Linked DNA regions of Mus musculus: region 1 is linked to region 2. The links are chromatin loops, found by intact Hi-C in ENCODE. Cell type or tissue: gastrocnemius. All regions are shown on one strand. Links, peaks and the distances in the headings refer to the core of each region. The heading gives the core; the rest is flanking DNA. Region 1 has its middle 10 kb from the start of Slc25a12. Region 2 overlaps Slc25a12 (solute carrier family 25 (mitochondrial carrier, Aralar), member 12).

Region 1 (15,889 bases), core at 5,629-9,628, 98 kb after region 2:
TAACAATCACACCAAAGCCAAAGCTCGGGTCACAAGTGAGACTGCATCAAACTAAAGTGCTTCTGTGCAGCAAAGTGAAGAACAAAATGAAGAGGGCAGCCTACAGGTTGGGAAAAATATTTTTAAATTATTAACATCCGAGAGTCATATTGAGAAAACTTATACAACACAGTAGTAAATATCCTCTAATCAGTGAATGAAAGATTTGAAGAGACAATTGCTCTAAAAATGATATAAAAAAATGGTCAAGGCGTCGGGTGGTGGTGGCACACGCCTTTAATCCCAGCACTCGGGAGGCAGAGGCAGGCAGATTTCTGAGTTCGAGGCCAGCCTGGTCTACAAAGTGAGTTCCAGGACAGCCAGGGATACACAGAGAAACCCTGTCTCAAAAGAAACAAAACAAAACAAAACAAAAATGGCCAATAGGTATCCAAAAAAGAAGCTCAAGATTGTTTATCACCAGAGAAAGAGCAAATACTGTGACCTGTCACTCCCAACCCCCCCGCCCCAAGACTGTTATCAAGAAAAGAAAAAAAATGCTACCAAGTACCAGCAAGGGTATAGAGGTGAGGACATTCTTATCTAGTAGAATCATTTAGAAACCAGTACAAAGATTCCTAGAGATGTTAAATTTTATATATGCAACTAAAAATGTATATACATAACTAAAAATGTATATGTATAATCTAGATCCCACTTCTGGTCCTATTCCCAAAATATACAAATAATCACATTGTAACTGTACCCACTCTTCTATTTGACAGGTCATAGCAGTTCTGTGGAAGGCATCAACTGTGTCTTATGTCCTGTCTAGTACCCCTCCTAAACTGCATGTAGCAGCCCTGTAGGGAGTGTGTGTGCACCACATCCATCCAGAAACCTATAGAGATCAGAAGAGGGCAAGAGATTCCCTAGAACTGGAGTTACAGGCAGTCGTGAGCAGCAACGTGGTTGTGAGAAACCAACCTGGGTCCTCAGCTAGAGAAACGAATCCTCTTAACTGCAGAGCTATTTCTCCTGTCCCAATTACAGTGACTTACAAGTATTTCTTTTCTTTCTATTTATATTTTATTTTATTTTATTTTATTTTATTTTATTTTGATGTAGCCCTGGCTATCCAGGAACTCCCTCTATAGACTAGCCTGGCTTCAAACTCAGAGATTTGCCTGCTTCTGTCTCTTGAGTGTTAGGATTAAAGGCATGTGCCACTGCCACGCTGCTAGAAGTTTTTCTTTTAAGTCATAAATATTATATAGATTTTAAAATTTTTGTGTGTGTAACACACACACACACGGGGTCTGAGGAGGCCAGAAGTACACATCGAACCTCTGAAATTGGAGTTACAGGGAGCTGTTAAACACCCAACATGTTTGCTGGAACTGAACTCAGGTCCTCTAGAAGAGCAGCAAGTGTTCTTACCTACTGAGCCATCCCTCCAGTCACAATGAAGTTTAAAGAGCTGGTGAGATGACCCAGGAGCTCGTCTTTGCTGCACTTGCAGAACCCTGGTCTTCTGTTATCAGAACCCACAGCCTATGCTCATAATTGCCTGTAACTCTTAACGCCAAGGGGCCTGATGCACCACTCGGGCATTTAGCGCTCGCTCTCTCTCTCTCTCTCTCTCTCTCTCTCTCTCTCTCACACACACACACACACACACACACTACAATTTAAAACTGAAGTTTTTTTTTTTAAAACCTTTCATCAGGTGTCAAATGGGAAAGCAGCTTAAGGTAATAATGGGGTAGGGCTAGGATGTTGCTGTGACAGAGTGCTGGGTTAGCAGGTGCTAGGGTCTGGATTAGGGATGAAAGCAGTGGGGTAAATGTTCTCAGTGTAAGGAAAGAAACTGCCTAGCTGATAGAACAAACATCCTGCCAAATCCTTCTGCCGCCTGCCCCTCCTACTCCTCCGAATTTACTCCGATGCTGTTTTTACTCTCTTCTTCCAAGAGACCAATGTAGAAGATGGTTTGGAACTGATCCAAACTAAAGAGAAAGTCTCATTTTAAAAATTGTGTGTGGGCCAGAGAGATGACTCAGTGATTAGGAGCACCCGCTGCTCTTGCACAGAGCCTGCATTGGATTTCCAGCACGCATGGAGTAGTGCATAGCCACCTGTAACTTCCATTCTAGAGGATCCAACACCCTTTTCTGGACCCCCTACATACCAGTCATGTACATGGCACACAGACATATATATAGGCAAAAAAACCCAAAAAAACCCACAAAAAGAAATAATAAAATCTTAAAAGCACACCTTCAATCCCAGCACTTGGGAGGCAGAGGCAGGAGGATCTTGGTGAGTTTGAGGTTAGTGTGGTATATAGAGTGAATTCTAGGACAGCCAAAGCTACACAGAGAAAACCTGTCTTGAAAAACCAAAAACTCGGGGCTGGAGAGATGACTCAGTGGTTAAGAGCTCCGACTGCTCTTCCAAAGGTCTCGAGTTCAAATTCTAGCAACCACATGGTGGCTCACAACCATCCGTAATGAGACCTGACTCCCTCATCTGGTATGTCTGAAGACAGCTACAGTGTACTTACATATAATAATAAATAAATAAGTCTTTAAAAAATGATTTAAAAAAAAAACAAAAACAAAATCACAAAACACAACTAAACATGCACCTAGCCTATGATTTGCTAATTTTATCTCTCTCTATTTAATCAATAAAAATAAAAATATATGTCCTGTGCCTGCCAGGGATGGTGGTTCATGCATGACTAATCCCAGCACTTTGAAGTCTGGACCAGGAAGACTATAATTTTAAGGCCATTGTGGGCTGTATAATAAATCCAAAGACAGCATGAGCTGTGAAATGAGATCCTATCTCAAAAATTAATTAATTAATTAATTAATTAATTAAAACCCTGAACAAAAGGGCTGGAGAGATGGCTCAGTGGTTAAGAGCACTGACTGTTCTTCCAGAGATCCTGAGTTCGATTCCCAGCAACCACATGGTGACTCACAACTATCTGTAATGGGTTCTGATGCCCTCTTCTGGTGTGTCTTAAGAGAGCAACTCATTTATGTACTCAACATACATAAAATAAATACATCTTTAAAAAAATTAAAAATAAAAACAGCTGTACAAGAATGTTCATAATTGGGCTGGAGAGATGGCTCAGCGGTTAAGAGCACTGACTGCTCTTCCAGAGGTCCTGAGTTCAATTTCCAGCAACCACATGGTGGCTCACAACCATCTGTAATAGGGATCTGATGCCCTCTTCTGGTATGTCTGAAGACAGCTACAGTGTATCTACATCCAATAAATAAATAAATAAATAAATAAATAAGAATGTTCATAATCACTCACAACTGGAATAGCCCAAATGTCCAAGTATGGTACATTTGCAGAATGGAAGATTATTCTAAAAATTGTAAAGGGAAGCAGGTTTTTGATACACATGACAACATGTATGAGGATAAACCATTGTGTCAGGTGGTGGTAAATGCTTTACATGGAATCACAGCGAACATAAGAGCTAACACCAGATAATGTCATTTATTTAAGGCGCTAAGACAATCAGAACTAAAGTATGGAGGGAAAGTGATTCAGAACTGTGATTTCCAGCAAAGAAGGCTTGACAGGTAAAAGGCATAAAGGATGTATCTGAAATGATGACAGCAGTCTACTATTTATGCTAGGGTTTAGGTACATTTGTCAAAGCTCATAGAATATGTACTTAAGCCTTATACACATCGTTACAATGTGCATAAAGTTTTCAAGAGAAAAGAGTTGAACAAATATTAAATTATAACATAGCAATGCTATGAAGTGTTGTGTCTTACATTTATTTATTGAGATAGGGTCTCATTATATTGCCTTGGCTGACGTGGAACACACTATGTAGACCAGGCTGGCCCCAAACTCACAGCAACCCATCTGCTTCTACCTCCCAAGTGATGGGATTGAAGGCATACACCACTCCATCTGGCTTAAATTTATTTTGAAATGTATCAAAGACACGAGGAATATTTATGAATGAGGAGAAAGGGAGAAAGAGAGAGAGAAAGGGAAAATAGAAGTTTACTGAAATACTTGTTCCACTTTTCCAACTTTCTGAAAAATTCCATAATAGCATCAGGAAATTGTATCAAGTCTGTATATGACCAGCCATAACATACTCCTGCTACTCAGCTGGAAATGCTAATGAGACCTATTTCTTTATTTTTACATATTTATTCCTTATTACTTAATTATGTATATATGTGTGGGGGTATGTACATGTGTGCATACAGCTGTCCTCTGAGTCCAGAAGAGGTCCCTGAGGTCCCTAGAGCTGGAATTAGAAGTTGTGAACTGCTTAATGTGGGTGCTAGGAAGCGAACTCAGGTCCTCTGCAAGAGTAGTGTGTGCTCTTAACCACAGACTATAGTCTTCAGCTCCCAGATCTATTTCTTAACCACTGACAGATCTCTTGCTCTGCTGGAGGGGAGGGAAATAAAACTGTTAACTACCTGGCAAGCCACACAGCCCCTTGTGGGCAGGGGAAATCTGTGAAGATTATATTGCATAGGGGAGGTGTTTTCCTTCCCACAGATTCAGACAATAATTGCTGCTGGGCATCGGGAATGTTTGGGTAGCTGTATGTGTTTAGTCTAATCATGACCCACAGGAAAACTGAAACGAGCTTGTAGAATCTTACTTGCATAACCTCGGGAGGAACCAGGCGTGTTGTCTGAAGCCTAAATTGGAGCTCTCCTGTTGGATTGTACCCAGGGTGTAATTCTAGAAAAAGAAACTCAGGCAAGATTCTGCAAAGGGGCATGGTGACCTTGGATTGCTCAGCCAGGAGAAAGACGATAAGATGAAACCAACTCCTTTGAGTAAGAAGTTTCCTAAAGGGGAGGCAGGCTTGTACTGAGAAACCCCAAAGTTTACCAGAAAGAGAGGTGGTGTTTAAGTTTGCTTCTCTGTTGAGAGATAAGTGCAATGACACAGAAAACACAGAGAACTCCTGCTTACTGGCTCGCATTCATACTCCCGGTCAGCTATCTTTCTCATACAATCCAGAAACACTTGCCTAGGTGGCACCACCCACAGTGGGCAGGGCCTTCCTCTATCAATTAACAATGAAGAAAATGCCTAAGACATGCCAATCTAATGGAAACAAATCCTTAATTGAGGGGCCATCTTCCCAGGTATCTTTAATTTGTGTCAAATTGATAAAAAGACCAACCTGTGTACGTGTACACACACACACATTCCACACATGGGCAGTGGGGCAAACTTTGAGAAAAGGAAGTAGGAATAAATATGTCACAAAGAATTCTTTCTTAAAAAATTACTTGTGTGTGTGAGTGTGTGTGTGTGTAAGTTTATGTAGAAGTTAGAGGACACCCCGCAGGAGTTGTCTGCTTCCACCACATGAATCCTAGGGATCCAACTCAGGTTGTTGAGTTTGGCCACAAGCCCCTTTATCTGCTGAGACATCTCACAGGACCAGAAACTCTTTCTTAAGTATGACACTGGAAAAGTGAATGAGTCCAGTGTTGTGGTGTATGCCTGTAATCCCAGTAGTTGGGAGGTAGGAACAGGAGGGTCAGGAGTTCAAGGTTGGCCTGGGAACCCTGAGATCCTGTCTAAGCAAACAAACAAACAAACAAACAAAATGTTGGAACAATAATATAATCCCTATTAAGCAGGGTGCACAGCATGTGCCTGTAATCTTACCTTTTTGGACATCGAACCAAAAAGATTATGAGTTTAAGGCCAAGGCCAGAGTCTGGGGCAGTGGGACTTCAAAACACACACACAGAGGGAGAGGGAAGGGGAAGGAGGGGGAGGGGGGGGAGGAGGAGGAGGAGAAGGAGGAGAAGAAGAAAAAAGAAGAGGAAGAAGAGGAAGAGAACAAATTGTACTGATCAGAATCATAGCAAGAGCATTGACATTAGAATGCTCTGGAGAAGCAGTGTGAAGCAGGTGAAGAGCAGTAGTTGCACCTGCAGGTTAAGGGAAAGAAGTGGATAGGTCTGTGGAGTGGTTAATGTTCTTTTAATCAGAAAGAAGGCAAGCTGAGAACAAAGGACAAACTTAACTGGAATTTAAGGTCTCAGTCAAAGCTGCTCTCTCCATATTTTGTTTCTAGTTGTCCTGACAATATGATTCCATCTTAGGGCAATGGCACCGTATAAGAAATGTACATGAAAATGATCTAAGGGTGGGGACAAACCCTCCACCAAATGTCCCATGGCATGCCTGTGATCTGGCGATACATCTCAACTCATACAATTATGCTCAAACCAGTTATTGCCTGCATTTTGAGACCGCGTCTAATACTACCTGCTTCTCTTTCAAGCAGGCTCAAACTGTGGTACATCCTGAAGTCACAGAGTTCTGAGTTTTATTCCTCACTCTAGATGCTTGAAAAAGATGCTCCAGAGAACCGGCTCTAGTCGCTTGCTCTGTCCTGCTCTGTTGTCACTGCAAGTGAAAGTAAGGCAGGAAGTCAGAAGTCTGAGCACATGGTGCAGACTGTGACTTATTACCCACGTGGAAGTCCTCGTCCTAACCTTTCAGCGCAGCGTTATCTGAGTCTTAGATTAGCGAGGGGGGGGGGGTTGTTGTAAAGAGACACCATAACCAAGGCAAGTTGTATAAGGAACATTTAAGTGGGGCTGCCTCACAGGTTCGGAGGTTCTGTCCATTGTCATGAAGCATGGCAACATCTAAGCAGACTCGGTGCTGGAGAAACTGAGAGTTCCGAAGTCAGCTGGGAGAAAGCTGACTCTTCTATAGTGGGCGGAGCTTGAGCACTGGGAGCCTTCAAAGCCCGCCTACACAATGAAGCACTTCCTCCAACAAGGCCACGCCTCCTAACAGCACTTCCCATGTGCCAAGCACATTCAAACCACCACAATCTGTGAACAAGTTTAGTCTTCCTTCTTTGTTTTTTTAGGTTTCTATTAAGCTGGGCATGGTGATGTACAGCTTTAATCCCAGCACTTGAGAGACAGAGGATGGTGTATCTCTGAGTTCTAGACTAATCAAAGCAGCATAGTGAGAGCCTGTGTCGAATATGGTTTTTAATTTTTTAAAAAGATATGTGCATGTGTGTCTGTGCGTTTGTGCATGCATAGGGTCCTTGGAAGCCCGATGACAATCCTGGAGTTAGAGTTACAGGTGATTATGAGCCGCTAGATGTGGGTGCTAGGAGGTGAGCGTGGGTTTTCTGCAAGAACATCAGTCTTTTAACTGATGAGCCATCTCCCTAGACTTCCCAAGTAGAGTTTGTTTTGTTTTGCTTTTGAGACAAGCAGGCCTAGAACTTACTGTGTAAACCAGGCTCATAGATATCTGCCTGCCTCTGCCTCTCAAGTGCTGGAATTAAAATTAAACCAATACACCTGGCCCTTTTACGTTTTTTTTAAGGCTATGTTTGTTTATGCATATGAATGCTTTGTCTGAGGGTGTGCCTGCACATGAGAACAGAGCATCCTAACCCTATAGAGATGGTTGTGAGTTCCGAAGTCAGCTGGGAGAAAGCTGACTCTTCTATAGTGAGCGGAGCTTGAGCACTGGGAGCCTTCAAAGCCCGCCTACACACTGAAGCACTTCCTCCAACAAGGCCACGCCTCCTAACAGCACTTCCCATGTGCCAAGCACATTCAAACCACCACAATCTGTGAACAAGTTTAGTTCCTTCTTTCTTTTTTTAGGTTTCTATAAAGCTGGGCATGGTGGTGTACAGCTTTAATCCCAGCACTTGAGAGACGGAGGATGGTGTATCTCTGAGTTCTGTGGTTGCTGGGAATTGAACTCAAGAGCTCTAGAAGAACAGAATAGCTGAGAGGTAGGAAAAAAATCAATACACAGAAAGGAGAAATGCAGCCTTCCTCAGCAAAGTGATAATTCTTTGAGAGCCCTGTGACTGTACAGCAGTGTGGATTTATGAGATCTGTCAAAGGATGTCACTAATTGTGTGTGACACAGCATAGCAGAGTGGGAGAGGGGATTGTGGTTTAAAGAAACACCTGGACAGATCTTCAAAGCCCTTTTTCATTTGTTTGCGTTTTGTTTGTTGGTTGGTTGGTTTACCAGCAAAGCCAAGGAGAATGCACTAGAAAGCAACTGTTTTTGTTTGTTTCGTTTGAGACAAAGTTTCACTTTCTTAGAATTTCTATTGCTGTGATGAAACACCATGACCAAAGCAACCAGGGAAGGAAAAGGTTTATTTTTGATGACTTCATCATCAAAGGAAGTCAGGACAGGAACTCAGCAGGGCCGGAACCTGGAAACAAGAGCTGATGCAGAGGCTATAGAGGGTTGCTGCTTACTGGCTTGCTCTCCATGGCTTGCTCAGCCTGATTTCTTTCTTTCTTTCTTTCTTTCTTTCTTTCTTTTTTTTTTTTTTTTTTTTTTTTTGGTTTTTCGAGACAGGGTTCCTCTGTATAGCCCTGGCTGTCCTGGACCTCACTTTGTAGACCAGGCTGGCCTCGAACTCAGAAATCCACCTGCCTCTGCCTCCCGAGTGCTGGGATTAAAGTCGTGTGCCACCACGCCCGGCACTCAGCCTGATTTCTTATAAAACCCAGGACCGTCAGTCCAGGGATGGCAGCATCCACAATAGGCTAGGCCCTCCTCCATTGATCACTGATTAAGAAAACATGTTATAGGCCTGCCTACAACTAGATCTTATGACGTTTTCCTAATTGAGATTCCCTTGTCCCAGATGACTCTAGTTTGTGTCAAGTTGACATATAAAACTATCCAGCACGCTCTGTAGCTCTGGCTGTCCTGGTATTCACTGCGTAGACAAGGCTGGCCTTGACTTCACAGAGATCTGCCTCTGCTTCCTGGGTGTGTGGGGTTAGAAAGCAATTGTTAACAGCTGGCTTGCACTCAGAAACTCCTTGCTTCTGTTGTAGGAACAGTGCAAGCACAGGGATGGGTCTGCAGCCTCTGTCACCAGAACTGTGGTCTTGATCCAGCATCTCCATGCCTCCCTCCTGCTCAACAAGCTTGCTCTTTCTTTGTTTTTTTTTTTTTTTGTTTTGTTTTGTTTTTTGTTTTTTATGTATATGAGTGCTTTGCCTGCCTGTGGAGACCAGAAGTGGGCATGGGATCTCCTGGGAATAGATACTGATGATTGTGTGGGTGCTGGGAATTGAACCAGGTTCCTCTTCAAGAGCAGCCAATGCTCTTAACAATGGGAGATGTTTCAAAACAACCAAGTTTTAAATTAGTCTTGGCTAGAGTTTAAATAACTTTAAAAACTGGAAAACTGTGAAGTCTACAGGGTGTGTTTCTGGAAGGAGTCCAGGTATAAAGTTCAGGGCTGAAGCAGCATCTCCAGGAGAAAAAGAAAAAAATTTCTGAGTTCTACCTCTATCCAGATTCAGCTTCGAGTTCTACCTCGATCCAGCTTCAGCTTCGAGTTCTACCTCGATCCAGCTTCAGCTTATTTCTTAATAACCTGGCCACAGAGAAGCAAAAGCTACACCTAGTTTATTATATGATAACGGATCAGAAATTTGAAATCACATATTCATGGCAAGTATAAGTGTACACACTAATATGAATCTTTTAGACAAAGCAGAGTCCAGATAATTGAGTTATCTCTGAATCATAGTTTCATGTGAGGTCAGCACTAATCAGACAGCTAAACAAACCCTCTATTTTACTCCTTCCTGCTATTTACTTATTTAACGTTTAAGTAAGTTGAGTTGATGACTGCTCTTTGTAAACCTATATTGGATGAGGGCTCCTTGCCTACCCTCTGTGAACATATAAATTGTGGGCATTTGGGGTTTTGTTGTTATTGCTCACTGTTTTTCAAAAATTAACACTCTAGTATTTCAACGAGGCAGACTAGTGTTCCCTCAGTTCCTCCCCTTTCCATCAGAAATTGAATATTATCTTTAGCTTTTCCCATCGTTAGCAATCATTGCAGTTTGCAGGGCGTCCATACATATAATTGTTGATATTACAGGTATTTGATAGAACAGGTCTTCGAGCAATCCAGTAAAGCTTCTCCCAGCCCACCTGATGTGATATCATCTACCCTAACCTATTCTATTTGCAACTTCAATGTGTGTGTGTGTGTGTGTGCTATACATGTGGGTGCATATGTGTGCTGGACATGTATGTTGTATGTTTGTGCTGTATACGTCTGTGTGGGTGTGCCTGTGTGTGGATGTATGGGTTGTATATGTGTGGGCACATGTTTATGTGTGTGTGTTGTGTACCTGTGGGTGTTGGGGGCAGGGGAGTTGGAATGTGTGTGCCTGCAGGAACCAGAGGAGGGTATTAAGTGTTCTCTCTCTCTCTCTCTCTTTCTCTCTCTCCCTTATTCACTTGAGACAGGATCTCTCACTAAACCTGAAATTTTGGCTAGGCTGGCTAGCCAGTGAGTTCCAGCTATCTGCCCATCACTGCCCTCCAATAATGAGGTTATATCAATGCATGGCTATTTTTTTTTTTTAACATGAACTCTAGGGATCAGTGAGGTTGTCATGCTCAAGCAACAAGCATTTGGAGGAGTCTCCCCAGCCCTTCCAATTCCAATGTTTTATGGTATCTTTTGTAACATTTGAATGAGAACTCTCCTTTGTAAAATGTTCTATCCAGAGTGTTTAGCACAGCTGGACAAGTTAAAAATTCCCCAAAGGTTCTTTATCTTTCTGACCTAGACTAAAGGTTAGTAGATCTGCACAGGGTCCCCAATGGAGGAGCCAGAGAAAGGATCCAAGGAGCTGAAGGAGCTTGCAGCCTCATAGGAGGAACAACAATATTAACTAACCAGTACCCCCAGAGCTCCCAGGGACTAAACCATCAACCAAAGAGTACACATGGAGGGACCCATGGTTCCAGCTGCATATGTAGCAGAGGATGGCCTAGTCGGACATCAATAAGAGGACAGGCCCTTGGTCCTGTGAAGGCTCTATGCCCGAGTGTAGGGGAATGCCAGGGCCAGGAAGCGGGAGTGGGTGGGTTGGTAAGCAGGGGAAAGGGGGGCGGGGGAGGGGGCCTTCAGAGGGGAAATCAGGAAAGGGGATAACATTTGAAATGTAAATAGAGAAGATATCTAATAAGAAAAGTAGATCTTTAGAAATTATCCAGTCTTTCAGCACCAGAACGGGACTACTAAGGCCTCCAGCTTCGTGGACATCTGGGTTATCAGCTTCTCTAAAGTACAGAGGGCCATTGTTGGCGTTCCATTCCCTATTGAGTATACCACCCCAGTAAGTTCCTGTCTTAGTTAGGGTTTCTGTTGCTGGAATGAATCACCATTATCAAACAAACTGGGGAGGAAAGGATTTATTTGCCTTATACTTCTGTACTGTAGTCCGTCACTGAAGGAAACCAGTATAGGGACTCAAATAGGGCAGGAACCTGGAGACAGGAGCTGATGCAAGGGCTATGGAGGGGTGCTGCTTACTGGTTTCCCAATGGCTTGCTCAGCCTGCTTTCTTATAAAACCTAGGACCACCTGCCCAGGGATGGCATAGCCCACAATGGGCCAGGCCCTTATACATCAATCACTAATTAAGAAAATACTCTACAGGCTTGCCTATGACTCAGTCTTACAGAGGTATTTTCTTAATTGAGATTTCTCCTCTTAGATGACTTCAGTTTTGTCAAGTTGACATAAAACAGCCCAACACAGTCCCCTCTTATATTCCATTTCTTTCTCTTTTTTTTTAAAGATTTATTTATTATTATATCTAAGTACACTGTAGCTGTTTTCAGATGCACCAGAAGAGGGCGTCAGATCTCATTACGGATGGTTGTGAGCCACTATGTGGTTGCTGGGATTTGAACTCAGGACCTTCAGAAGAGCAGTCTGTGCTCTGTAGACCATGCTGGCCTCGAACTCAGAAATTTACCTGGCTCTGCCTCCCAAGTGCTGGGATTAAAGGTGTGAGCCACCACTGCCCAGCCTGTTCTTAAACACTTTAACCTCCCTTTTAGCCCACCCCACCAGAGGTAGTGGGGAAGAAACGATACATGGGAAGTGGACCTGTTTAGAAGGGTTGTTTGGAGCAACTCTGTGTTGTCTGGAAATCGGAAGTTCAGTTCACAGGCCAGCTCAGTACACTCGCAAACACTTCACAGATACACCAGCAGCCCAGCAGGGATAGCAAACACGAATCTGCAGTGGTGGCACTACCTAACAGTGACAGCCAGGCCTCAGCCTCAGCATGAGTCAGCAGGAGGGACCTAGAGGGAGAAGTTCTTGGCTGTGCCTCTGTCAGAGAAGCAAAGATCATCAAAGACCAGAGACCTACAAGCTTTGCATAGCTAGCTGTACCAGAAAGCAACAATATTAACTAAGTCTTAATTATTATTATTATTATTAATTATTTGCTTTTTGGTTTTTTGAGACAGGGTTTCTCTTTATAGCTCTGGCTGTCTGGAACTCACTTTGTAAACCAGGCTGGCCTCGAACTCAGAAATCTGCCTGCCTCTGCCTCTCAAGTGCTGGGATTAAACACCACGACACCCAGCTAAGTCTTATTTTTAAATTTCAGAAGGAATTCCTATAGTTTCCACTAACTTAAACCAGGCACAGTAGTACATGTTTTTATAATCTCTGCACTTGGGAAATAGAAGCAGAAAGATGAAACATTCAAGATTATCCTTGGCTACATAGTGAATTTTAAGCCAACCTGGGCTACATGAAAACTTGTTTCAAAAAAAAAAAAAAAAGTTAGTTTCTGTTCACTATTTAAGGAACAGATTTGGGAACAGAACACTGAACTAACTGATGCCAGGTGGCTGAATCTTAAGGCAGAGGAACCATAAAAAGGAGGAGGGCAGAGGCTGGCAGAGTTCTGTGAGTTTGAGGCCAGCCCACTCTACATAGTGAGTTTCAGACCCGCTAAGGATACTTAGGAGGCCATGTCCACCTGTGTAGACCATGAGACCAAAAAAGGAAGGACTGGAACATCCACATGTCAGCAGTTTGCAATGCCTTTAAGTTTTTTCTAACACTCATATTCCTTTTCTTCTCCCACAATAGTTTCCAATAGGAGCTAGTCTGTTTTTATTTTCTTTCTTCTCTTGCATTTAGAAGTCATCTGTGTGGAAAGAGATTCCTGAATAATTGTTCCCAAACTGAGACTTGTAACTCCAACCCTCATTAGCACTGCCAACTTAAAGCAAATCTAATTATTATCTCCAAAAATATTAGCTATTGTTAGATCTGAGGGTTTCCTACGCCCACTTTGTGTTTGTGTGTGTGTGTGTGTGTATTATGTATGTCTGAATATGGGTGAATGTGTGGATTAGAGGACAACTTTGGTGTCAGTCCTCACCCTCTACCTTGTATGAGACAGTCTGTTTTTACTCTGCATTACCAGGCTAGCTGACCCTCCAGCATCCCAAATGACCTGTGTATTCTTCCTGTATCATTGTAAGAGTGCTGGGATTACAGATACTCAAGATAGAAGAACAACTTCAACCCAGGCTCTGGAGATTCGAACTCAAGTCCTTATGATTGCATGGCAAACATTATTACCCATTGAGCCATCGCCTCAGTCTATCTTCCTTCTTTTTTGTAGTGTGTGCGTGTCCCCATATGTGGCTATGCATTGAGTGTGAAGGCCAAAATGCTACATCCAGCATGGCTTGGTCCTAGAAACCAGACTAGGGCCATCAAGAGAATGAAGAAAGGACAAACAGAAATACAGAAACGCTGGGGTCAGGTGGGCAGTGTGTACTCTGACAGAGTGGCACCAACTTCTACTGCACACCAGAATCTCAGTGTGTTTATGTATATAGTACAGTCATGACTGGTTAGCTAGTCTTATAGCAGGTATAGAAGGCTTTGCCAATTACTTATGGGTCCAAGGCTCTGGTCCTTGACATGGCCCTGTCTGTTTTGTCCAGCCAGCGGCTCACATGCCTAGGTTCTATGCTGGAAAGGCATCTTGGAAACCTGGAAGAGAAGGGCGGGGCTAGGCGGAGCGAAAGAGAGAGACGGAACCAAGACAACAGTCAGATCAAGGTTCGGATTTTACTATTTCTGACACTGGGTTAGGAAGCAGGGGAAGGGGCCCTTTCCGGCCAAATCATCTTGGAGTAAGGTTGCAGGTGACCACGTGATAGCTCCGGAACAGCTAGGTGGCTGGCAGAGGCAGTGGGAATCGTCAGCAAGCTCCGCCCCGATGCTCTCTAACACTGAAACCTGAGCAAACAGGCTGGTGAGGTTACACCTGTCCATGTCACTACACTACAGGATTTCATTTGTTCTTTACATATTTGCTCCAGACTTCCTTGGCTTTCCATACCAAAAGACAACATTGGGTTTTCTGTCCACCTAGGTTTGGAGATAGGGTCTCTCATTGGCCCAGATAGGCTAGGCTGATTGGCATTGAGTCCCAGGGAATCTGCCTTTCTGCCATCCCTGCTTTGGGATTACAGCTTGGCCTTTGTGGGTGTTGGTTCCATGGGATTGAACTCAAATCCTGATGCTTCCAATGCAAGCACTTTACTAACTGAGCTGTCACTCCAGTCTACACTCTCTTCTGACCGTATATTCTATATTCTATACTATAATATTTACAAATTCTGCCGGGCAGTGAGGCATGTCTTTAATCCCAGCACTTGGGAGGCAGAGGCAGGTGAATCTCTTTGAGTTTGAGGCCAGCCTCATCTACAGAGCTAGTTCTAGGACAGTCTTATTTTGATATAAAGCCTCCCTATCCACGTCTACACAGGGAAAACCAATCTTGAAAAACAAACAACAGTAACAACAAAATTCTTTCTACAGATTTCAAGGCAGGATGATGAATCTGACTGGTCTATATACACTCAACCCGTAGCAGATATATAGTTGCTAATTAATTCCTTACAGTGTAATATGGCCTTTTACTCTGAAGACAGAAGTGCCTTTGGGCTGGGGCAATTCTTGGGTATGTAAAAGTACTTGCCTGACAAGTTTAAGCATCTGAGTTCATATCCCTGGAATGTAGGGTGCAGAACCTATGATGCCTGTAATCTCAGTGTTCCTATGGTGAAATGGGAGGCAGAGATAACTAACCTGATGTACACAGTATGAATGAGAGTGTGAGGGAGAGAGACAAAGACAGAGTGGGGGACTCTATTCAAAATAAGGTAGAAAACAAGGGCTAGTACCCACAATTATCTTCTGATCATTACATGTGAGCCATGGCACATGCATGCCTACACACACACACACACACACACACACACACACAAACAAACACACACACTTACTTCACAAACACAATACATATACATACAAGAAGGAAATGCCTTTTTCAGATCTTTCATGCTAGATTTCATGCTATCTTGTTACCAGTTCCTAGGCACACAGCATGTCAATATTTATTTGATCTTTACAAATAACTCAGTTTTATGCCTGGGAAGGTGTTATTATCTCCGCATAGTAAAAAAGGCAAGGTCAACCATGAGACAGTAGTAGAACTGGACTCGTAGGGCATTGAACATTCCACATAGCTCTACTGTCTTAATCACACACGGCAGAACACCATAGCCATTTGTAAAACTCATTCTGCAGTTGTACCAATCACATTCTCAAATCCTCTTTAGTACAAGGTAATATATGAATACAATAAAAAGGGGAAACTCCGCTATAAAACAGGAAAATGCTTTTAAAATTTTGACTCCGCTATAAAACAGGAAAATGCTTTTAAAATTTTGATATATATATATATATGCATATATATACACACATGTATATATAAGAATATATATATATATATATATATATATATAGAGAGAGAGAGAGAGAGAGAGAGAGAGAGAGAGAGAGAGAGACAGGCTCTCTCTTGAAACTCCTGGCTATCCTGGAACTCACTCTGTAGACCAGGCTGGCCTCAGACTCACAAAGAGGCACTGCCTTGGGCTTGAGTGCTGGAATTAAAGGCATGTACCACTATGCCCAGCATGTTTG
Region 2 (15,889 bases), core at 7,228-11,227:
CAGAGCACGGGAATGGGGGTGGGGACAACTGTCTTAGAAGAATGACTTTTATTTTACTGAAATATATCTCACTGGAAATAGAAGATTGTTATAAATTAATGTATTTATTATAAGCTCTAATCATTAAGGAGATAACTTGAAAACTCAAAGTTTAAATGATATACCATAAAATATATATTTTACAAAAAGTTCATAAAGGAAGAGAGGGTAGTGTGTCTGCAGCTCAGGGGCAGAATGTTCCCTTAGTTTGTCAAGTCCCTGGGTTCAATACTCAGCACTAAAAGGAGGAGGAGGGAGGAAAGAAGGAGAAGAAAATAAAGGAAAGAGAGGAAGGGAGGGAGAGAGGAGAGGGAAGGAAAGAAAAGGAGGAAAGGCAGATGTGGGAAACAAAACCATTGACTGCAAGGCTGAAAGATGAGACCAGGATTGGTACACTAATGCGAGTTGTATCTTGAGCATGATGGCACAGTTCTGGGCAAGGTGGCATCCACTTAACAATTCCCAGAAATTAAGTCAAGAAGAGTGAGAGCTCTGGCCAGCCCAGGTTAACCAGTGAGACCCTGTCTCAAACACTAAGGGCTAGGAATGTGACTGAATGCAGAAGGGCTTGCCTACCATGCACAGATATTGTAGTGAACCCCTAACACTGCATGCACATGCATGTGCACACACACAAATGCACATGCACACACAGAGAGATTATCTATAGTATTCAAATGCATGAGTTTCCTAAAAGCACATATAACAAGAGATGTACACGACTCCTTTGGTGAGCACAAACTTTTATTAAGACATGAAAAATATTTAAGTAGAGATATAGTATGTTCCTGGATCAGAAGCCCCCATCATGACACAGATTCTTCCAAAGCAGCTTATAGATTCATTACTGTTTAAATTATCAGTGCTTTTAAAACGGTTTTGATAAGCTGATAAAATATACATAGAAGAGCGAAGAACCAGGAAGAATCATAGCTCTCAAACAACAGGAGAGACGAGTACCACACTGTGTATCAGGAGCGTGCATTGTACTGGATACAGAAATGAACAGAGTAGGGCGAGAACCTGCATCTAAGACAGGAGAGCCCTACAGCAAGGAGCCCAGAGACAGTGAAGCCCAGGCTGATTCTTAGTGAACAACAACGATGATGCTCCAGAGCCGCTGGGAAAGGACAGGCGTTCAATAAACAGTGCTGGCAAGCCTGGCTGCCAATCAGAGAAACAAAGGTCTGCCCCACATTGCCAGAGACACGAGGAGAGGTCCAAACTGCATGGAACCTGAATGTGAAAGGCAACACTCTAAACTGTATAACAAGAAAATAACTTTATCATTTTTACCTAGAGGTCTGGTGTTTACCCTCTGGTGGTTCTGGGGAGTGAACCCAGGGTCTTGTAGCCGCTAGGCAAGCATGCTGTCTCTCAGCAACAGTCCCAGAACAATAAAGAATAATTTTTTTAATGAGATGCTCAACAAGCTAACAAAAATACCAATACATTTGGACATATTAAAATTAAAATGTTAGTATATCAAAACCATCATAAAAAGACATGGCACAAAGTAGGAAAATGTGTAAGACAAACACATAGTAGTATCCAAAACATGAAGAATATCATGGGCTGAAGAGATGGTTCAGCAGTTGAAAGGACTTTCTGCTCTTACAGAGAACCTGGGTTTGATTCCCAGCACCCTCGTTCGACATTTCACAATCACCTGTGACTCTAGCTCCAGGGGGTCTGGCACTTTTTTGAGCTCTGGAGCCACTGACATGCATATGGTGCATCACACACACACACACACACATTTTTAAAAAAGAGGCACAGTGAAGAATAGATGTCTACATTATCTATAGCAGCGTTGTCTATAATAATCACAAACTGGGAAAACAAATGTCAGTCAAGACTAAGATCGAAAGTAAAGAATAATGCATCCTATAATAGAATGGACAAACTCTCATATGTATTTAGCACAAGAAGTCTCAATTTCATTCATACAAATTTCAAAAAAATAAATAAGAATAGGTCAGGGCTGGCAAAATGGCTCCGGTAAAAGCTCTTGCTGCCCAAACCTGAAGACCTGAGTTCAAATCCCGGACCCCACATGGAAAGTGGAGAAAACTTATTCTCAATAGTTATCCTCTCAACCACACATGTGTTGTGACATGTGTACATATTCGCATACACATAGACATATGTGCATCATTGATGCACAAGAAACAAGTCAAGAGGCCAGCCTGGATGAAAGTAGATCCAAGAGGCCAGCCTGGACCACGGTAGATCTTGTCTCAAAAAGGGGGAAGAGGACCACAGTATTTAAGGATGTATATGTGAGCAGGAAAACCAAGCAGAAATGAAGACATGGTAAGGGGATGGGGTAAAGACTGGGGAGAAGTGCACGGGTACTTCTGGCTGGTTGAGAATGTTGTATTTCTTGACCTGGTCATCGCATGAGTACTATTTTAACCTGTATGCACTTTTCTGTGTCTATGCCTTAGATACTTCATATGCCTTCTGTATATTTTACAAAAAGAAAATGTACAGATGACCAGTAAAAATGAAAAGACAGCGAATGTTCTGCCCACACCTACAATTCCAGCACCTTATTGGGGAGACCAAAGGTTACCACAGGTTCAAGGCTAGCCTGATCCACATAGGGAGTTCCCAGACTCTGAGGTTGCAAGAGTGAGACCCTGTCTCAAAAAACAAACAAACAATAAAAAGACATTCATTCAAGCCCATTAGCAATTAGAAAAATAAAAACTGCAACAGTGACCTCTGTTTATGATCTGCCTGTGAACCGGGCAATCTTAACTTGCCCATGGGGCAGGAGATTGAGACCTCTGTGAACAGCAATGTGGCGAGATGTATACAAAATAAAAAACCCGTCTATTTTATGAATTAGTCCCTAACAAATACTAATATACAATAACATATCATGACACACACACAGAGATATTCTCCTCTAACTACAGTGTTGTTAATAATAATGAAATGACTATTTTAAAAAGGCTTCATAATCCATACAGTGAAATAATACACAGCTACTAGAAACAGGATACACTTTCTATAAACTGATGTGGAAAGAGCTCAGGGACATACTAAGAAAACCAAGTCACGGAATCACACATACATTGCATAGCCCTGGTTCTAAATATATAAATATGTACATATGGAGATGTATGGAAAACAGATCACAAATTTATGCTCTAACCTCTCAGCAAAGGATGACAGGAATGCTGGTTGAAGAGGAGGTAGCGAGGGCACTTTGTCATCGTCTTACACACACACACACACACACACACACAGACACACACACACAGACACACATGTAATTTCATGTCCTTGAACTACTTGTATAATTTTAACAAGCATAGCAAGAACAATTAATTATGCTGTGTGTTCAGTTCTAATGGGACTAATCCAACACATTTAGAAATAGCCAGCTTTCAAATATCTTTTGTTCTTAGGGTTTCAAGAAAGCTCAGAGTTGCAGATACAGGGTTGTCAGCCACCAACTGGTGAGCACTGTGAGGGGCACTTGGTGACTTGGGCCATCTCCAGGTTCACCTCTAATGATATCTGCATATATCCTCACAGCCATGGCCACAGCCGTGCTTTCCCAGAGCTATTCGCTAAAGTTAGTAAGTCCTGATGTTGCCAGCTATCAAGTAACAGCCACAGTAAATGTGGCTGTAGGTCAGAAGCAATTGTTAAAGAGTAAATATGGGCATGTGTGTGTGTGTGCACACACACACGAGAGAGAGAGAGAGAGAGAGAGAGACCTTCTGAGGAAGTCATCTCCATCTGAACTCCTAGCAAGGACCCAGGCTCACAAAATCACCATGTAGGAACCTCCCCGCTTCCCTCCCTCACTCCACCCGAGTTCCTTCTGTAACAAAATATGCATCCCCTAGGAGCAGGCGAGTGCAGACAAAAAAGCCCCGAGAGGAGACCTAGGAAGGAAACCAACTCCATGCAGACATTTTGGTGTGCTTTTATTTTTGATTCGTATCATACTTTACGAAGGGAAACTTCCAAACTTTACTCTTGCAACATCCTGACCTTGACCTTGCTGCATAGGAGAAAAGCAGAACTAAGCGAGCCTTGCTGGAGCCCATCCCGTTCGTGTGTGTGTGTGTGTGTGTGTGTGTGTGTGTGTGTGTGTGTGTGTGTGTGCGCGCGCGCATGAGGAGCTGCTTCCAGCTGACAGGAGGATTACACTCAGCTACAAACGACTGGAAACACAGCAGCCCGTGAGTCACCGGCTCATCCTCTGGCATCCACGGGCAAGCACCCTTCCCACGCGTTTCTTATTTAATGTGGTGAGCATTAAGTTTCGCTCTGCCTTGTATCAGCAAATACCTTCCTAGTCGCGAATGGAAAACAAACTGAAACTGGATACATTCAAACATGGCTGCTTGATTTCCATAAGTCATCAGGAGGAGAATGAATTTAACTTTAGTACATTTATTCTTACATGATTCATAATAAAACACTTTCAAAACCTTCTGTACAGTTCAAGCCACTCAGAACAGCGTTTCATGTTTATAAACGTGATTTGTTGGGATGAGGTGCCGAGGTGTCTCTGTACAAAGATGTACAATATGTACAGTCACTGTAGGTACAAGCTGTGCGAAGCAGAGTCTAGAACACGTAATTCATGCCAAGGCTCAGAAAACATTTCAACACGTAAAGACTAAAGCTTGAAACTGCACTGCGGCTCTCCCTGGGCGTATGATCACTTTATAAACAATACATGTATAGGTCGTATAGAAAGTGGTTGACCCCAGCGCTGACAGTACCATGCAGCTGACTGGACACGGTACCGCCCGTTCTCCTGGGCCTCGGTCTGTACTTGCTATGTCATTGGGCTGCTGCTGCCGCCTTGGGCTGAGCCACAGCTACGCTAGGAGACTTAAACTTGGGGAGGTAAAGGCCAAACTTGTTTTCAATGCCAGCGAAAGTGGCCGTGGCAAGTCTGTAGCCACCGATGTGATCGGGGTTGGCAGGAGGGAGGTCTGCGATGCGGGACTTTGGCGTTGGTTCTGAGCCAGAAGGTTTGCTGTGAACAGGAAAAAGCAGACCGTTAGGGATCTCAGGGCTTACACTTTGAGCGGGGTCTGTGACAGCCACACCCCATGGAGAAGGCTCTCTCAGCTCTCTCCATGTCTCCTGCATCAATCATGATATCCAGCGTCACCACAGCATTGCTTTCACATACGTCATAGAGAAGACAAACGGCCCCACCCCCACTGCTTATGAGCAGACTTGAGGGCAGAAAAATAAACGGAAGAGAAAATGCACTCCATTAGTAATAGTCTTTGGGAAGCTGGCTATTTGTAGATTTTTCTATTTTCTATTACTATGCAGGAAGCATACATGAAATGTAAAGGTATATGTATTGATTTAATTTTAAAGCTTCTTGAATAATGGGCTCATAATGCTTATCACCAAAAGAGAAACAAATTTAGTTCTTGCTTCTACAATCTCTCAAGACACAGTATTTGTACGCTGGGATGAGAAAATTGCTGTCCTTGCATCTTTTCCGTATGCTGGTCGCTCCACTACTTGGATCAGCAGCTATTCCCCTACTGAGGCTTTCAGCAGGATCACAGGGTTATGACATAAAGACACGCAGTGCCCAGGCTTCTGCCCAACAGTTAATAATTGCTCGCTTGCTTTGGGTACAACTTCCCTGCAGACTCAGCAAGCAACTGCTTGTCTCCCCAGGGGAAGCTTTGTGTGCTGCATTTGGAGCAGCTCAGTTTGGGGCCTGCACTCTACAATGGTTGACTCGTTGGGTAACCTCTCTTGGAAACCGGTGTGTGAACTAGCTGTGTGAACATCTAGGTACTAAGTGATGGGAAGCAATGAGATCTCCTAAATGTAAAAACGATGAGGAGCAATCACAGGAGTGTGACTAGTACACACTTAGGTTGTTTCTGGTCATATTAAATAATCCAACTAACAGTGATTTGCCTCTCTTAATGTGGAAGGCTTTACAGCCCATTGCTTTCCATGCATTGGTCTTAAAGAACCCCACTGTGTCCCGTTTCTCAGCATTCCCAAAGTGGCTCTATAAACAGAACAAACACGTATGTGGATTTGGTGACTTTGTGAAGAGAAGTAGCTGTACTTACAGGCCTCCAAAATCTATGTAAAACCACCGCTGCAGAAGCTCGTAGGTAACCAGAGTGACACCAAACTGAGGTGAGGATCGAAACACCCGAGCTGGAAAAGACAGACAGGGTAGGGTACACTTAACACCTGGATGCTGTTACGAGGTGACCTGAGAGTGTCAGGGCAGGACAGCCAGACAGCCAGGCTGGAGGACCACCCCAGCATCTACCTGCAGTCCCTTTCCAAAATGCCGAGGGCCCTTCTTCCCGGAGAATCTTTCGGAAACAGTCGACGACCCCGCTGTATGTTGTCTGGCCGGCCCTGGCGGCCACTTGCAGTCTTGTCTTGATGACATCAGCAGGGGTCACCAGAGAAGCAGCAGGTACGCCTTTGAGGAGAAAGCCACATTTAATCCTCCTAAGGACTTCATACATCCAATAAGAAAGTCCACAACTGTAACCCAAGGGGTACTCAGAGCTCCTTACACAGATACGGAGGCGCATGTGGAAAGAAGTGTCAGCAAGCCTGCCGGTTGGCTGCTGGTTTCAGTAGAATTGGGGTGGAAAGGTTTTGTTTTTCTTTCTGAATTAAGGAAATGTCTCTAATGTCCCATCCCAGAGAACAATGAGAGAGAGAAGCACTGCTAGAGGTAGGTAGGAATCGCCACGTTCCCTTCCCGGCCTTAACAACCTTTAGGCTTTTCATCTTTAAATAGGATGCAAGTATTTTCTCCTGTGACATCTGTTTAATGCACCACAGATTGCATGTGGCATCAAAGCATCGTGCGTGGTCTTGGTTGATCCTTGCCAACCACACTGTGGGGTGAGTGAGGGTCAAAAGCATCAAGCACTTGCCAGTCTGAGGTGCTAAGGGAGAGGCTGCAAGCCTCCTTTCAGACCTGCTCATGTGACAGTCAGTGTGGCAGTCATTACAACCTCAGTGAGAGCCGGCCAGGCATCCAGTTAAAGAGCAGCAGAGGAACCGATCATTCAGAGGCCACCCTTCCCCAACACACACATGCCACAGCTCCCTGGGGTCACCTGAGATGCTGCAGCAGCAGCAGGACACGGAAGATGGATTTCTCAAGCATAGGTTTTGTTCATAAAACAAAACAGACCTTGAGAGAGCAGCATGACCTTCCCCAGGGGGAAGGAATTCAATTTGGCCCAAATCTCACTGTCTCACCATCGCTAGGCAGATGGAGCTTGTGGCTCTGAGGGGCTCTGAGGGGCTCCATGAGAGAATGATGCCAGTATGTCCCTTGGATCAGCCCAGCACCCTGCTCAGAGGGAAGCAGGTGAGCTGCATGCCTCCTGGGACAGGTCTTCAAATGCTCTCAGTACCTGCTAGCGAAGCATGCCTGGTAATAATTAGAAAAACTCGCCTCTTTCTGAAAATAGGTCCAATGTCTATAAGCTGGTGTGACTTGGTAACTGTTTATGTGGTTCTGTTTGTTGCCCACTGGAAGCCTGGCCGTTATCCCCTTCCTAACAGTCTAATGAGGACAAGAAAGGAGCTGGGGAGGGTGGCGAGGCGGGGGGGGGGGGGGGGACTTGGTGCCAGGTTAAACCGGCATCACTGGCTGTTTTCATTCAACCAAGCTCACAAATGACGGAGGCCAAGGCATTTGCAGGACCCCAGACAAGGGCTCAAAGCCCTGTTTTCTTGTTTTTCTTTGTTGGTTTGTTTGCTTGTTTGTTTTTAAGTTGTCCTCTGTTGTCATAAACAAGAACAGTGTATTCATCTCAACACTGCCAGGACCCAGGGCTCCTAACACACCATACTTAGGACAAGTAGTAGAAGATAACTCAGTAATTAAGAGCCAAGCAGTGGGGTTGGAGAGATGCCTCAGTGGTTAAGAGCACTGGCTGCTCTTTCAGAGGACCCAAGTTTGATTCCTAGAATCCTCATGGCTTGCAACCATCTATAACTCCAGCCCCAGGGTATCTGATACCCAATTTTGGCCTCATTCAGCAACGGGTATGCACATGGTGTACATACATACATACATGCAGGCAAACATGAACATAAAAGTAAATAAATCTTTTGGTTTTTTGTGTTGTGAGACAAGGTAGCCCTGGCTGTCCTGGAACTAATCACTATATAGACCCGGCTGACCTCAAACTCACAGAGTTCTGCCTGTCTCTGCCTCCCACATGTAAATAAATCTAAAATAAACCCCAAGCAGGGACCAGAGTCTAGTCCTAGTCCTGAGTCTGTGAGTTTTGTGTGGGTTCGTTACTAGCTGTGAGGAAGCCTAATGAACCGTTTCCTTCTGCTGTCACTCCTCTGTGCTGCTGAATGTAAGGATGCCTGGTTGCTCCCTGTTGTTCCAAGTCAGTTCCCTGGTAACTCAGGAGTAAGGAAGGACAGGGACACACACGCATTCAACCCCTTTCACCCCAGCTACTGCTGAGTCAGTTCTTCCTGCCAGGCTGCTCCCCCTGGTAGACTCTCCTGGGCCTAATCTGGTGTCTTTTGCCTGAGCCTCTACTCCTATGTTGGCCGCACAGGGAAGGCAGGAAGGACGTAATGCAAGCCCCACCCTCCAGAAGCACTGAGCCTATCGCAGAGGGGGTAAGCAACTTAAGCATCCATTAACCAAACTGAACGCTGAGAAAGGAGTTGAGGGCTTCAGGGTGCTGCTTTGGTCTAACCTGTGGTGGCAAGAAGCGAGAGTTTCGTGAAGCTCAGCTTCTGAGCCAGAGTGGGAACGCACTACCCTACAGGACAATCCTAAGGGCAGGCAGAGACTGCTTATCAGCACTGGCCCAACAGAGCAGATCTAGCAAAGGACTTCTCCACCTTAGTTGGCTGTACCCAAGGTTTTAGGAGCCCAGGAGGCTAAGACACATGCTAATGATGGAAGCCCAATTTAGATGGGCAGATCTAATTTGGCTCCAAGTTGCTAAGCTGCATTAAGTTGTTTATCCACATTATGCAAATGTAATTAACGCTCATCAGAATCAGATCCCCACAAAGGAGAAAAGGCGGTTATATCCAGCTAAGTCGGATCCCAACAATAACTTCCAGAAATAAAGCTCCAAGTCAGAGGTTTGGTGCGTCTTGGCAGAATTCTTTTGGTTAAGAAGATCTGTGGTTACCTGCCAAGGCTCCCGCTGTCAGGAGATTGATGCCTCCCACGCGTCCGTTCTCATCAGCCAGGAGGAGTTTGCAGTGAGCGTACACGGGAAAATAGATTGCGGAGAAGGGAATGTCTCGGAGGAAACAGGCTTTGGCACCCTGTCACGCGGTGAGGAAACAGTGCAAAACAGAGTGTAAATATGGGAAGCGGGCAGGCATCAGTGACAGGCTCAGATGTCCTTCAAACAGCATTAGAAGTGATGTGAGGGGAATTGGGGTGGGATGGGGTAGGCAGAGCAAACATGTGGGGCAGGAAGCTTTCTAAAGGAAAATGGACATCCATCCAGGCTAACCCCGGGTGGCTGCAGCATTCTAACAACAAAGAACTTTCTAGCATTTCTAGAAATGCTATATTTAGGGTCTTAAAACTTAATGTGGCAGGGCTGGAGAGAGGAGCTGGGTTCAATCCCCAGCACCCACATGGTAGCTCACAACTATTTGTTAACTCCAGTTCCAAGGGGATTTGACACCCTCACACAGGCAGACATGCAGGCAAAACACCAATGCCCATAAAATAATGATAAATGGGATGGCAAGATGGCTCAGCGGTAAGAGCACTGAGGTCCTGAGTTCAAATCCCAGCAACCACATGGTGGCTCACAACCACCGTAATGAGATCTGATGCCCTCTTCTGGTGCATCTAAAGTCAGCTACAGTGTACTTATGTATAATAATAAATAAATCTTTGGGCTGGAGTGAGCAGGGACTGAGTGATCAGAGTTGGCGAGAGTGAGCAGGGTTGACTGGAGCAAGCAAAGGTCCTAAAAATTCAATTCCCAGCAACCACATGAAGGTTCACAACCATCTGTACAGCTACAGTGTGCTCACATACATTAAATAAATAAATAAATAAATAAATAAATAAATAAATAAATTTTTTAAAAAAAGACAAATAATTTAATAATTAACTTGTTTTCTGTTGTAATCACACATGAGATCTATCCTCTTAAGTGTTTTCAAGCAAAATACAACATTAACTCAGGATGCTCTACTGCCGGTCTCTGCAACTTGTCAATATGTAATTGGAACTTTCTGAATGTTAAGCAAGGCAGCATTTAGGATTCATAAGGGCTCTCGGATGTCCCAGGTTTGCATGACCTGCTCAGCTTTGCCGGGCGTGGGGGCAGGGAGCTTGAGTGGGGATCGGAGTGGCAGGGGAAACAGGGGAGGCATTCGATCAGATCCCAGTATAAATGACTTGATTCCCAAACCCCCCAAAACTAACAAATTACCAAGTCAACCTCAATCACGAGTTCCAAGCCTCGAGAGTTCCACGCCAGGCAGAAAGCCAGAGGCAATGGAGAAGGGAAACTGTTCTTGGGAAGGCAGAGAAAAAACCCAACCGTGTTCCCTGCTCATTCCATGCATGTTCCATTCAACACAGCCTGTCCTGGCCCTGGGGAGGGCCAGGAAGACCTTCCATACCATTGCCATCGACCCCTGTCGGCCCAGGTCTGAAGCTTTACCTCATCAGACACATGCTATACCCAAGCACTGGGTTCCTATAGCTCTGTTTTTATTACAACAACAAAAACACCGAAGGACTCTTAACAGGGTAATACAGATAGAACCAATATTTACAAATTCTGCTCTCCAAGGGAATCTCAACGGATGGCAGGGAGGGTGGGCGGGAGGAGCGAGCAGAGGCATTTGGTAAAGACAGACTCGGCTGGCAGCCGGGCTCTGGAGCGCCCTGTGGCTTACAGCTCTAATCTAGACATTCCTAATTTCTAATTTGCAGTTACAGAGGTAAATTTACACATTTCAGTAGTTATGGATCCATAAATAAATTCAATGCTGTGGAAACACAGTCCCCTATAGAGGTGAAATTTCTGTATTTTCCCTTCTACCAGGGAAAGGAACGGAAAGAAATACTCTCCTAGTTAAAGAAAAATACTGGCTTCTGCTCCATTACATCTGATCTGTAATGACGGTGGTAAGTATATCGGCAGGGGAGAAATCTGTTGACTGGCGTTTTGTGAAAGTACAGTAACTGTTGTTGTTTTTTAATGGAATTCATTATTGACAAACCCTCCCACTTAACTTCTTAAAGACTTGAATTCTGCCAAATTCTACTATCTTCTTTTTTTTCCCCACTATGGTCATGATGACTAAGACAAGAGAAGCCCCTCCTGGGACAATGACATATTCAGACTCTATGTGAGCATAGGATCATTCTGGTGTCCTAAAACCATCCAACGAGTATCCAAAGGTATTTCTCAAAGACCCCATAGAGTGGAAGCCAGAAGCATGAAGCCAGAGATGCTATGGAACGGATATCCTGCCAGCAGCTCCATAAAAGCTAAAAATGACACCAGGAACATGTTCATCCCACCACCTTTACCCAGGAGCAGTGTGTACATCCCGCTGCCTTTACCTGGGGGACCCGATTTCATTTGGGTTTCCTGATAGGTCTCACAGGTCTCAGCTTGGGGGTGAGGGTGGGGTCATCTAGCTTCTTCATTCTTTCATGTGTGTACTGTGTGTATACATGTGTGTACTGTGTGTACAGTGTGTATACATGTGTGTACTGTATTTATACATGTGTGCTGTGTGTACAGTGTGTACACATGTGTGTACTGTGTATACAGTGTGTATACATATGTGTACTGTGTGCATACATATGTGTACTATGTGTGTCTACATGTGTGTACTGTGTGTCTGCATGTGTGTACAGTACACACAGTATGTAAACACATGTATGCACAGTGTGTATACATGGGTATACTGTATGCACAGTGTGTATACGTGTGTGTACTGTATGTATAGTGTATATACATGTGTATACATGTGTGTACAGTGTGTATACATGTGTGTAGTGTGTGTATATAGGTGTATACCGTGTGTATAGTGTGTATACATGTGTGTGCTGTGTGTCACATCTCCATTCAGTTAGCCAGAGGAACTGACCCACCTTGTACAGCCCGAAAAGTCCCAGGTCCTGAAGCACATTCAGAGCACTGACTCTCGGTCCTGTGGTGATCTCTCCGGCTACCTGCAGGCGGATCTTCACTATCTCCAGAGGGTTGGTAAAGATGACCTGCGAGCCTCCAGCCTGCACGCAAGGGAGACAGACAAGTTCTTTCCACATCAGAGCTGGCCTAGGGGTGTCAGTGAAGGGAAAGGCATGGAAGACTTCTCTTTCACTCGGGCAGGAGAGGCACACATTTCGCTCGGTGTAAGACAGGCTCATGGAGACGTTCCAAAGATGCTTCACGCTAATCTCGGTTTGGGTTCATGTCTATTTGAAACAAAGACTCAATCTCCAGCCCAAACTCACCTAGAACACTCTATATTCACCAGGCTAAGCTAGACTTCACAGCAGTTCTCCTGCCTCAGCCTGCAGAATGCTGAGGTTGCAGATGAGAGAGGGCTACCATGCCCAGACTTGGCTTTATTTCTATTAGAAATGTCGAGGCCGATTCTCAGAACTGACCTTCAAGGATAACCTCAAACACATTCAAAATAACAGAATCAATAAACACAATTTGGCAAACACAAGCAAATGAAGACGTGCAGGGTGGGCTCTGGGTGAGAGGGGAATCAGCAGAGCATTGATTCAGCCCAGCAACTTGCAGAAAAGTGAGCACAGCCTTAGGCTCACAGAAGGACCTTTACCAGAGATGGATCTCCTCCGGTTCTTACACTGTACCTGAGCCTGCACAGAGCTCTGAGCCTGGACCAGGACACCCACACAAAAGGAAGGAATTTGGGGAGAGAAACTTCAGTGTCATCTCAAGACAGAACGAGGGGAAAAGAATCGTTAGGCAGAACTAGGAACCAGAAACACCCTCAGATCGTGGCACATGCCACATTCGGTGGTGAGTGAGTATCAGGTTTGATTTTAAATAATCAGAGTGTATTTACATCTGAAACCTGACAACTAGTGGGGGTGGGGGGATGCTTAAAATAACTGCTACAGCTCCTCTTTCGGTTTGTGTAATATAAAGATGCGCATGTGTGCGTGATCACGGAGATATAAAAATAAATAAAATACATATTATCTCTACAAGGCGAAACAACTCTCATTTGTGCATTTTTGTCTTAAACTGCAGCTGTTTACATTATATAATCAAAACTATATTCGTATAATATTCATAATTGTAATGGTCTCCATATAATCATGATCATAGTCATAACAGCCATGGCGCATGTTCCGGTAAAATAAGAAGCGTGAGCCCTGAGGGGCAGAGCAGTTCCACAGGTGTCCAAACAGCAATGAGGTCCTCCATCTGTCCTCTTCCACATCTGCCTACACCCATGACCCTCCCAGACCCCCTTCCAAAGGGCAGCTAGTCGGCTCCTAAACACTCTGGGGCCATAGCAGTCTTCAACACCTTTGGCTCAAATCCTGACCCTTCCGCACTCATGACTTTGAAAGCTACATTGGCCCTAGATCCCTTTCCTTCTCTGGACTTGAATCCTCCAGGGAACTAATCCCCTTTTGTCTTGACACAGCACAGACCACCAGCCAGCACATAGGTCCCCCAACAAGGATATTCTGACCCAATTTTACATGTTGATTTGCCCGTGTTTCTTTCTTTTATAATCTGCTGCTCTGCGGGCAGACAGGTGCAGTTCAATGTTTCAATCTAAGCAAACAATACTTTCAAAAGGATTGCTGGGTGAAAAATTATGTTAAAATGATAATCCAAGTAATTACTCCTGTAGCTGGAGTTAAAGACCAAACCAATTGAAAAGTTTACTATTTCCCTGAAATCGCTTTTTTTGAACAATGGTTACAAAGACTGTCTTTGGGAAAACATGCTTTATATTCTAAACTAAAGCAGATTAAAATAAAAAAGATAAGAACTGTACAGTTTCATTATAATCCCTCAGATTTACCACCACCAGCGTGTCAGCCTTTAGGTGGTAAGTGTTAAAAATGGACATTATGTTGAAATAAACACAAAGTCCTTTCCTGGTTTTTGTTTGTTTGTTTGGTTAGTTGGTTGTTCGGTTGGTTAGGGTTTCTCTGTATAGTCCTGGCTATACTAGTTAGTATTCAGGCTGGCCTCAAACTCACTGAGATCTGCCTGGCTGGGATCAAAGGCATGTGCGTCCACCACTGGGTTGCCCTTTCATACTTTATACACTGGTGAGTTCTCACATCTGGTCTGCCTGCCCTCAGCTCCCTTCCCTTGACTTGCTTTTCTCTCATCGGATCTTCTTGGAAAGGACTGCCAGCTGCCTAAGCTTTGCCCTCCTCCAATCGTTTCCCAGATTCTTCAGTGTACAAGATGCAAGCTTCCTTCTAAAGCACCATGAAAACAGTACAACCAAGAAAAGGAGGCAACGACACACAGTACACATATTAACTGTTATGCGCACCGAAAGTGAGCATCCCAGCACCCAGAGGACGCCCTGGAACACAGAAGCAAGCTGTCAACATGGCTCTCCCAGCAAGGGAGCAAGGCAACCATTTACAGTGATACTGTAGTCGGGCACACATCTATTGGGTTATCCCTATGTGGTCTCTGGATTTTAAGGAGTAAAATTTCTATCAGTTCAATAATGTTTGCTCATGTTTTTAAAACTATTTTACATTTGAAAACTTTATAATAGGACTAGAACTATGTAGGCAAATTAAATCTAGAAGCACTGTAACATTTAGAAATGATAAGATCACTTTTTAATTTGTCTAGAGCTTTAGATGGAGCTGGAGAGGCTCAGTGGGTGAGAAATCTTGGTCTGCAAGCATAAAGGCGTGGGTTCACGTGCCCAGAACCCATGTAAAAACCAGGCTTTGCTAGGTATAGCTGAACCTCCAGGCTGTGGCAGACAGAGACAGGAGGCTCACTGGGGCTTGGTCACCAGCCTAGCTCAAGGTTCAGTGAGAGATCCTGTACACACACACACACACACAAACACACACACACACACACACACACACACACTGACATGCATATATACTACAATGCACACAAACATATATGTACACACACACACACACGCACAAATTTATAACACAGGCTGGATATAGTGGCTTGAACTTTTAACCTCAGCACTTAGGAGGCAGAAGCAGGAGGATCTCTGTGAGTTCAAGGCCAGTCTGGTCTACAGAGTGAATTCTAGGACAACCAAGGTGACAGAATGAGACACTGTCTCAAAAGTAAATATATATATAAAACAAAACTTTGGATATTTATAGCACTTAAAAAGACACATACACTGGGAACATGCACTGTCGTTTTCTAAGGGTGTGGCAGACAGGAATGTGTGGAATGAGGACTGTGCCACCAGCACAGCCTTTAACTCACTCCCAATGGGAAACCGCTCTAGTTACATCAAATATAATCATTTAATACATACATTTCCACAGTAAAGAAGATGCCCCTGTGTTTGTGCCAACGTATCATTTGTAGCCTCTCAGAGCACTGAAATTGCCCAAAGAAAATAATCAAATGCCCAATAAGAAAATAGTGAAGAAAAAAAATTATATCACAAAGCACTATGATTTGGCTTTAAAAATGCCAAATCACTTATGAACCTAAAATATTTGCTATATATTTCATTATGATTATGTCCAAATTTACTTAAGATTATCAAAATTGAATGGGCTTACGATGAAGACGTGATTAGCTGCATCCTGTGAAGGGAAAGTGAGCGGCTGGAGAGGAGGTCACCACTC

Evidence for each region. A loop is a pair of places that touch in the nucleus more often than their neighbours do. Peaks named below come from ENCODE experiments on the same cell type or tissue, not always from the same donor. Only the 100,000 strongest peaks of a DNase experiment are listed, where the experiment ranks them.
Region 1: it touches region 2 in a loop (2.5-fold over the local background); 1 of 42 quality-filtered maps calls a loop at or near these places.

What each region holds. Positions count from the first base shown.
Region 1 is chr2:71,370,027-71,385,915 of GRCm38, forward strand. No RefSeq gene overlaps it. Among named protein-coding and RNA genes, the nearest start is that of Slc25a12, 10 kb to the left of the region's middle. In gastrocnemius, for the core only: no CTCF peak of the experiment used is centred there; no DNase peak of the experiment used is centred there; H3K27ac peaks cover 1,176 bases.
Region 2 is chr2:71,270,298-71,286,186 of GRCm38, forward strand. Slc25a12 (solute carrier family 25 (mitochondrial carrier, Aralar), member 12) reads right to left here. Exons shown (of 18, transcript NM_172436.4): 14 at 12,173-12,313; 15 at 9,219-9,357; 16 at 6,344-6,502; 17 at 6,135-6,225; 18 at 3,973-5,056. The coding sequence ends at 4,858. Among named protein-coding and RNA genes, the nearest start is that of Dync1i2, 66 kb to the left of the region's middle. In gastrocnemius, for the core only: no CTCF peak of the experiment used is centred there; a DNase peak (open chromatin) is centred at 9,258.